Regions from separate parts of the Homo sapiens genome. Here all the other regions are linked to region 2. A link is a contact called in ENCODE Hi-C or POLR2A ChIA-PET data. All regions are on one chromosome and are shown on one strand. The core of a region is the stretch at or near the end of the contact, and the rest is flanking DNA. Distances in the headings are between cores, read along the strand shown.

Region 1 (2,700 bases), core at 201-2,700, 40 kb before region 2:
CCCACAATTGCTTGAATTTCCCTGCTATAAATCTCTGCAAGCCACTGAATGAAGCTTTACAAAGGCATAAATAAAAGAGTAGGAATGATCCACACTGAAATAACCAAGCCAAAATAGACTTGAGAAAAAAAGAATGTAGAGCAATTTTTTTTCCACCTATCAGGGTATCTGGTTCTTTAAATGATTACCCTGACTTGGTTTTTAAATTTTTTTTTGGGAGGTGGTTAGGCCATTAGTCCCTTAAAAAGTGATGCCATGATTCTTGGTAGGATATCAGTGGCCAAATATATACAGAAACATGATGGCAGCTGCTGTTTCTGTGATCAAAAATTCATAGTAGGTTTCCTTCCTTCCTTCCTTCCTTCCTTCCTTCCTCCCTCTCTCCCTCCCTTCCTTCCCCCTTTCCTTTCCTCTCATTCTCCCTCCTAATTTTTTAACCATTCAATAGATGGCAGATATATGGCATGCCAGTAAGAATTATGTCTATCTTCTTCACAATTTTGTTTGTGGCACAACTTTTGTTGCCTAGAATGTGCTTAATAAATATTTGCTTGAGGAAGTAAGTGAATCTATTGAACACCAAACACCAAGCTAGGCACCGAAGTTGAAAAATCCTATCCCACAGGTTCATCTGGGATCTGCAAAACTGTGTTTAGGGAAACAGATCAAATTGAATCTATGATTGTACAGAGTGGGGTCCTTTTTCCCAAAGCAGGACAAGAGGTGTTTACTAAGTTATAAAATAGAAATGTTCTGGCTCTGATTTTGAAAACGTGGAACCTACTGGAATGGGCAGGTTGAATGAACATCCCTGAAAAAATGTGGCATTCTCCCTACTTCTAGAGTAAAGGCAGAAAACTCTTCATCTGATGGAAAGAGGCCCCTAAGAAAGGCTGAGTGACCAGAAAAGCTTATTATTGTTGCCTTGCGGGTGCCTGAACACTTTGCTCAGTCATGTCATCACTGGCCAGGGTGGGCTCCCTTGGACGCGGAAGTTTCCCTGCATCATTTGGAGCCAAGTTCCTGAGTGCCCCCATGGGTTCCTATACAATTTGGGTCTTTGTTGAATTCACAGCAGCTGCTTGGCTTTCCTGTGATTCTGTGCTAGAGCTCTGGGTGAGGAAATCCAGGCTCATGCTGGACCTTCTAAATGACTTCCAGTGACTTGGATTTAAGTGTCAAAAGTTTAGAAAATATTCAGTTAATAGTCATTTGGGAGGTAGGACATCATTGCTGCATTAACGGCCTTAAATTTGCCTACATTTCAATGCATGTTCAATACCTTACTATTAACCAACCTCCCAAATAGCAATCTCAAAATGGAATAATCCATTTACTCTAAGCAATGACCAGTGCATCAAGTGTTAGGAGTCTCTTCCTGAGCTGAGTGACAGACACTTTAACTGCCGCTCTCTGCAAACACTTGCTGCTTGAGTCAGGAGAACCCTGCTCTGGCACACAACGCAGATGCCTGCAGAAACTGCACAGAGCTGCCTGGCCTGCCTGAGCATGAAGCAACCCGAAAAGTCCACAGGAGTCATAGGAGCTTTCTAACTTCTGGACAAAATGAAGCGAGTCATATTGAATGTCACAGAGACCAATAGCAGGTTCTCTTGCTTGAGAAGCATCCACTAACACCAAGAGCTCAAAATTTTTTTAAAAAATTATACTTTTGTTTGCATTTTTACCCAGCTGACCTAGCCAGAAATTGCAAACAGATTTTTCTCAAGTATGATTAGATTTGAGAGGCAAGACGGCATGAGTCAGGAGTCAAAGAGCTAAAGGATATGTGTCTAAAGAGATGTGGGACAGTCAGTGTTCAGATTAAAGTAGAAGAGATTTCTTCCTTTGATTGAAAATTGGAAGAAACAGACTCTCATCTTTATCAACACTGGGAGGCTCTGAGTTTCCAGTTTACGGCACTGCTCTTAAGAAGCCACCAGCATAATTTCAAGAACAGGAACCATGATGGCTTCTTAATCAAATTAAATAGCAAAATGAAAGCAATAATTACTCAAATTTACTTGGCAAAATAGCGAGACAAATTAATTGAAACACTACTTTTGATCACAAGGATATAATTAGAAAAGTCTTTGGTGGATGAGAATATCTCTGAGGCATGAATTAAATCAATTGGATAACCTGATTATAAAGCCCTTATGCTTAATGGGTAAACCCAAACTTACTGTTGCGGAATGTAAAAGGAAGAATAAAGATTGATCAGCCAATATGCATTTAAATGGTCCTGTCCAACTGCAAACATTACTGGGCTTTTATTATGTGCCAGATGCTGTGACACTATGTATTCTTATCATTTATACTGTTTTATTCTCTCAAAAAGCAATAAATAAAAATCAGCATTATTAACACCTGCCACGACTGTCCCTCTGTCCACAACCACAGGCTACACTGATGATAGGACCACAGACAGTGAAGTCTGACAAAAGAAAGAAAAGACTAAAATGCCTTTTCTCCTTTTTATCTCATCTTCCTCTTACAAATCCCACTACTTCTCAGTAAAATCAAATCTTATAAAACTCTAAGTGCATCTAAGCTGAACCATAAGAAGCACGTGGCATTCCCTGGCAGCCATTATCCCTTTGAGCGGACACATGACAAAGCTGGCCCAATTAGAGTGAGGAGAGAGACTCTGATTCCATTTCTGGGGAGAAGCTTGTCCTCTCCTTTTGGCATGAACAA
Region 2 (2,889 bases), core at 355-2,854:
TTTTTCCTTCAAGACATTCCCTGAGTCATCAGACCTAGCTCAAATTGAAATGTACTGCCAGACGCGGTGGCTCACATCTGTAATCCCAGCACTTTGGGAGGCTGAGGTGGGCGGATCACTTGAGGTCAGGAGTTCTAGACTACCCTGGCCAACATGGTGAAACCCCGTCTCTACTAAAAATACAAAGATTAGCCGGGCGTGGTGATGCATGCCTGTAATCCCAGCTACTCAGGAGGCTGAGGCAGGAGAATCGCTTGAACCTGGGAGGTGGAGGTTGCAGTGAGCTGGGATTGCACCACTGCACTCCAGCCTGGGCAACGGAGTGAGACTCCATCTCAAAAACAAAAAAAACAAAAAAACAAAAAAAACATTTGAAATGTACTGAGATACTACGCATGACCACCACTGATAGGCATTATTTGTTGTCACAGTGTTCTCATCCCTGAAGGGTTTCAGGGACTTATATGTCTCTGGGCCAAGCTGTACTTATTGATTCAAATGCCTGCCTTCCACAGTACACAAATTTGACATGACAGTTCAATATATGCACTTACTTCTTATGTTTCCTAAAGTAACCATTGAATTATTTGGGTAAAACTTACCAGAATGTCTTCAGGTAACAGTAATTACAAATGTCATTTGGTTAGGGAAGATATAATGTGAGACAGGAAAGGAAAGGAAGAAAGAAAAGGAAAAGAAACAATTCCAAAATAAATTGTTCTGTAACAATAGCTTCCTTTTAGCTCAGTCATCTAGAAAAAGAATAATTCAATAGCATTCAATGCTATTCAACAATATGGCAAGATCTCTAAGCCAACTTCTACAGAGTTTATCATTTTTGTTACAGAAGCAATAATCTTTTGTTGGATCATGCCCAGCACAAAATCCCAGACAAATGTTTAAAAGGGGAGCTTTCACTTAATATAAAAACTCTTAAAAGACTTACCTAGCCTCTGCAACTCATTTGTAAATCATGTGTTAAAATTGTCTACCTACCTTCATTATACATCAGATTTTGGATAACAAAGATATCATCTGAAGAAAAAATTTGCTAGTGGTGATTTGAAAGAAAAAAAGAAACCTAAGACACAAAAACTCTTTCACAACAGTTCAAAAATCTTGAGGCCAAATTTATGCATTCATTTGGCTTTCAGCAGGCAACTGCTTTGTCCTCAGCAGTATTATGCAAGCTTACTTAAGAATGCAGAAGAGCTCAGAGAGCTGAAAATTCTATTCCCATTGCCATGGTGAAAACCACAATGAATGAAGATAGCAGCCCCCAAGCACAAGTAGGGTGGTCTCCAGTATCCCCATGGAACACCACCACTAAACTTGAAAACAATGTTATTACACAACTTAGAAGTGAACTCTCCATCTAGGATCTAAACACATACTTCAAATATCATTTCAGAGAAACAGATCCTCTTTCTCCCCATCCCACCAACAATGACAAAACCAACAAAAGACAGTCACGAAAAACAGGAATTTTTGAGTATCCAAAAAAAATGTATGAATAACATTCACAACAGATATTTCTCATGTTCTGGAGAAATGCAGCTCCTTATTGCACAATCCAGGAGTATTTTGTACAAAACCTCCCAGAGGACACCCCCACTGAGATGATCAATCAGCCCACAGTGGCTTCAGGATGCTTTTCAAAAGTCAAGTCTTTGAAGAATGTTAACATTTCACTACTTCCTTTTCCGAAGGTTATTGAATCAAGAAGTCATTGTCCCCTATCAATCTTTGCAGGGAAAAAGAGAAATCTACAACTTCCTGATCACACAACTGCTTGGCTTACGGACAACATTCCATATTTCAAGCAATTATTACATATTAAACCATTGTATTATAAATAAGCGGTTTATTATAGGGGAGCCTTCCTTAGTGACAATCTCTGTCAGAGGGATATTTAAATAAAAGGCTAAATTTACCTTTTATAATATTTTGCTGCCTATAATAAACACATGTCTGCACGGGTAGTATGATATGTATGCGTGAATAACCTGTTTATTCCTGGGGGCAGTGAGTTGCTCTATGTACGAATATGCACATCAACTGTAGTTGCTAATATTTCATCAAAAGGCCACACTCCAGGGTGGCTGCTACAGATCTGCTTTCCTTATTTTTATGTCCACACCAACCTGAGAAGTTTTTCTAATTGGCAAAACGGGTATAAGAGGTGGGGGTTTTTGTTAGTAAAATTATTGGTGCTCAATATATGTGGATTTGGATAGAATCTAAAGACATTCTTCCCTTTTATGTGTAACACTAGAATAATCCAGGGAGCTAAGGAGGTGAGCCACTTTTTGGAAGTGAGGTGCTTTTTGAAATGGTTGCTGAACTTGATTCCAAAATAGTGGTATATCCAAGCATGATTCACAGGACTTCGGTTGCCTTATTCCTTCTCTAAGCTTAACCAAGTCCTGCCCTTATAATAGTGTTGTGTTTATCTCACGAGGACCCTTTCATATCAGCTGTGATTGAAGCACCTACAGGGACAGAGACCTGGGACTTTCATGAGCTTCAGAAAAGGCGCTATGATTACTGGGGCCTGATTGCTATGACATATCTGTGTGGGAATGTTATGAGTATGCTTCTGTATTTGCAATGGAATTGTCGGGAAGTAGAACTATAGCCCTTGCCTACCTCTAAATAATGACAAGCACTGCCAGCTATTTACAAAATTCAATTTCTCCTTCTGAGGCACATACTTAAACTGTATTTCCCAGTGTCTCTTCAGTGGGATGTGGCCATTAAGTGAAATCTAGCTAAGGAATATGGGAGTAAGTGATGTGTGCTGTTTCTCATCATGGCTTTTAAGAAGTAGATGGATACAGCTTCCCATACTCTCTTTCACTTCTGTGGGACATAAGTATTAGAAGAGAC
Region 3 (2,970 bases), core at 145-2,644, 62 kb before region 2:
TAAGAATCACTTGAACCCGGGAGGCGGAGGTTGCAGTGAGCCAAGATTGCACCACTGCACTCCAGCCTGGATGGCAGAATAAAACTCTGTCTCCAAAAAAAAAAAAAAAAAAAAAAGCCCCGTTAATGAATTCTCAAAAATCAATGTCCTTCCTATAGCCTATGAGGGCTTAAATGTCTGCTGACCTCTCACACTTCATGACCACTCTCTCCTGTGTCTTGTCTCTGGCCACACTGACCACTTTTTCTGGAGCACATCAGCCTTGTTGCTGACATGAGAGCTTCACACTTGTGATTCCTTCCACCCAGAAATTCTACTTCCAGATCGTGGAAATGCCAGGCCTCTGGTAAACACCTAATAAATAATTGTTGAATGAAAGGCAAGGTAAAAGAAAAGCAGAAAGGAAGCAAACCGGGCAGGCAGCTAATACCTGAAAAACAGTAAGTCTAGCATTTTAAGAGTAACTCGTGTCCTGTTTTGGCACTGAAATTTTGGAGAGAACTTCCCAAACCAAGTATGTATTTCCGGCCTCATCTAGAGAGTGTGCTAAATTTAACGGGGTAACAGATTCTGAAAGATCACCTCTCCACCTCTGGGTAGGTCTCACTGGCACAATGACCTCCATTAATACAGATAGAATAAGCATTTTTCACTGGTAACCGAGTCCCCCTTCACAGGTCAGATTTGCTGACAACCATGAACTAATGTGGTTGTGAGTCTTGGGAATAATCTCCATTTTGAATTATTCTTTAGCTAGATTAAATACACCTATGAGGGGGAATTAATTAATAGGTAGAGAAGAGATGGCCAATCGTGTAGAACATTTCAAAGAGTTGGCAAAATTTGTGGTCCATCTGTTTAGCACTGGGCTCATAACACAGAATACAATCAATTGTTCATTATTAATAATGTATTGACCTATACATAGTTCTATGACCTAACATGAAAAGTAGAGTATATAATTCTTTATTAATTATTTGGCACTTAAGAAAAAATTGCTGAGGCTAATTATTTGAAAACAGTGTATGTGACAGTAGACACATTTATTAAACAAAGATGGAAAAAGAAGCTAGTAAAGGGTTGGCTATCAGAGGACAATGAGAGAGAGGATAGTATTGGTTTTGCTTTTGTTTTTGGCAGAGAAGTCAATAAAATAGCAGAAGTTTAAGCTTCAGGGTCTCGTAAGTGGCAGGGGAGCTACAGCCGATGCTGTAGATTCTCCAGCCAGTTCCTCTCTGTCCCTTTGCTGGTTCTGGACTCTCAATCTCCAGCTTCTGTTCGTGCTTTGCTCCCAATAGCTTATATTTGCAACGCTCTTCAGAGGACCCATGAGTGACTGGCATTACTCTGTCCCAGCTCTCTGACAGCTGAAGTGCCCCCTGGTGTGACCCACAGCCAGCGATGTACTTGTACTGGAGTGTGCACACCGGGCTTTCTTCCCTCCGGGTGGAACAAAGTCTGCAGTGTAATGATAATGAATGTTCCCAGCCCTGTGAGTTCAGGCTGAGGCTGAACCCTCATGACAAACTGCACCCTGCTGGGTGTTTACTCCTTCCCTACCTTGCTTTTCCACTTCCCCACTGTTTTTTCCTTGGCACATTTCCTCAATCACTTGAACTCAAATCCTCATCTCAGGATGCACTCTGGGGAACCAGATCTAAGGAGTGAATGAACAAAGACTTTCTTGCTTTTCTTTGTCAAGGGATCTGTAAGTTTCTACCATTGTCAGAAGCTAAGCCACCCCACCCGCCTACCCAAGCCCTGCTATCCCCTGAGAGAGGCAGAGCAGAGCTTTCGGCACCAGCTCTCTCCCACTCTCCCCACACTACCCTCTTCCTAGGGCAAATCCTTGTCTTGCTCAGGTGTAATTGTAATTTCTAGTCATTGTTATCTGGATCCATTCCTGTTTATGTCATAAAACAGGTAGTTAACGTATCAGGCTAAATGTCTATCAGATGAAAACTGGCAGAAAATTAAGCAAAGATCTTTAAAGAGTGTAACATAATAGCAGAAAATGTTTGAGGATATAAGAAAATATGGCCACCAATCAGACATATATGCAAGTTTGTGTGTATGATTTACAAAATTTGGGATTAAAATTCAACAACTGGTTAAGGTCCAAAATGAGCTGTTAATGTTCAATGTGATTTAAAAGAAAAAGAGTCCTTCATTTAAGACATGAAGGCTTTTTCATTTACTAAGTAATTTTTAAAATAATTATTAATTCAAAAAGTGATTTAATATGAATTTGTTCTAGTATTACAAATTATATTGAGATATAGCCAGCCAATCAAAGTAGCCTCAAAAAATATACAAAAGTACATATGCATACATGTCTTTTGAGAAAAATGGTCAAGATCAGTCTAGTTAGAGTAAGGTGTGTCAATAGAATTTAAGCAAATCTGAAAAAATACTGTCATCCAACCCTGATTCTTGATTTTCTTCTTCCCTTCCTTTTTCCTTTCCTCGCTCCCTCTCTCAATTTATTCATTGATTCAACAAACATTCAGTGAGTGCCAGCTCCAACTATGAATGAATCACTGGGTACTGGGAGCTTTGTTGGGAATAATATAATTCCTGCTATCAAGAAGCTTATTGTCTAGTCAAGGAAATAAGCATTAAGCAATAATGAGACATTTCTATACTGATAATTGTGATATGTGCTTTGAAGAAAAAAATCCAGGATGCGAAGGCAGCATATTGCAAGTGATCTACGTAGTGCGGTCAGGTCAGTGAAAGAGAGCCTTAAATTAGAAGTGAGATCTAAGCCAAGACCTGCAGATGTTCAGGAGTGAGCCAAGCGTGAATGTGGGGGGCCAGGGAACAGTATGCTTGGAGTGAGGGGATGGGAAATATAATGGAGAAATGCAGACAGATTTGGGTCTTGCTAAAGTATTGCTCAAGTAAGAGATGGATCCCATTTTGGGTGTAAAGCAAGGGATGGGTTTGGGTATGACCACCTCTAGAGTT

Evidence for each region. Hi-C counts contacts between places; a loop is a spot of excess contacts on that map. ChIA-PET counts read pairs that join two places held with the same protein, here RNA polymerase II (POLR2A). Pooled maps may share reads with other maps.
Region 1: a map of A673 shows a loop between it and region 2 (5-fold over the local background). The contact joins two enhancer-like sites. A Hi-C loop is called at or near these places in 3 of 168 maps with a recorded cell type or tissue (A673, ascending aorta and endothelial cell of hepatic sinusoid) and 1 of 50 pooled maps. POLR2A ChIA-PET finds 5 or more read pairs at or near these places in 2 of 52 experiments (AG04449 and HEK293).
Region 3: a loop to region 2 is called in a pooled map of heart left ventricle, with 2.8 times the contacts of the local background. The contact joins two enhancer-like sites. A Hi-C loop is called at or near these places in 3 of 50 pooled maps. POLR2A ChIA-PET finds 5 or more read pairs at or near these places in 3 of 52 experiments (OCI-LY7, PC-9 and Panc1).

What each region holds. Positions count from the first base shown.
Region 1 is chr13:39,369,226-39,371,925 of GRCh38, forward strand. All of the region lies in intron 3 of LHFPL6 (LHFPL tetraspan subfamily member 6), which reads right to left. Among named protein-coding and RNA genes, the nearest start is that of LHFPL6, 230 kb to the right of the region's middle. Within about 2 kb of position 1,451, at least 5 of the 41 ENCODE cell types and tissues checked have a DNase peak (open chromatin) inside an H3K27ac peak, as active enhancers do; they include A673, where a contact is called at or near this core.
Region 2 is chr13:39,409,117-39,412,005 of GRCh38, forward strand. The region is part of intron 2 of LHFPL6 (LHFPL tetraspan subfamily member 6); the gene reads right to left. Among named protein-coding and RNA genes, the nearest start is that of LHFPL6, 190 kb to the right of the region's middle. Within about 2 kb of position 1,605, at least 3 of the 41 ENCODE cell types and tissues checked have a DNase peak (open chromatin) inside an H3K27ac peak, as active enhancers do; they include A673, where a contact is called at or near this core.
Region 3 is chr13:39,346,987-39,349,956 of GRCh38, forward strand. All of the region lies in intron 3 of LHFPL6 (LHFPL tetraspan subfamily member 6), which reads right to left. Among named protein-coding and RNA genes, the nearest start is that of LHFPL6, 250 kb to the right of the region's middle. Within about 2 kb of position 1,395, at least 4 of the 41 ENCODE cell types and tissues checked have a DNase peak (open chromatin) inside an H3K27ac peak, as active enhancers do.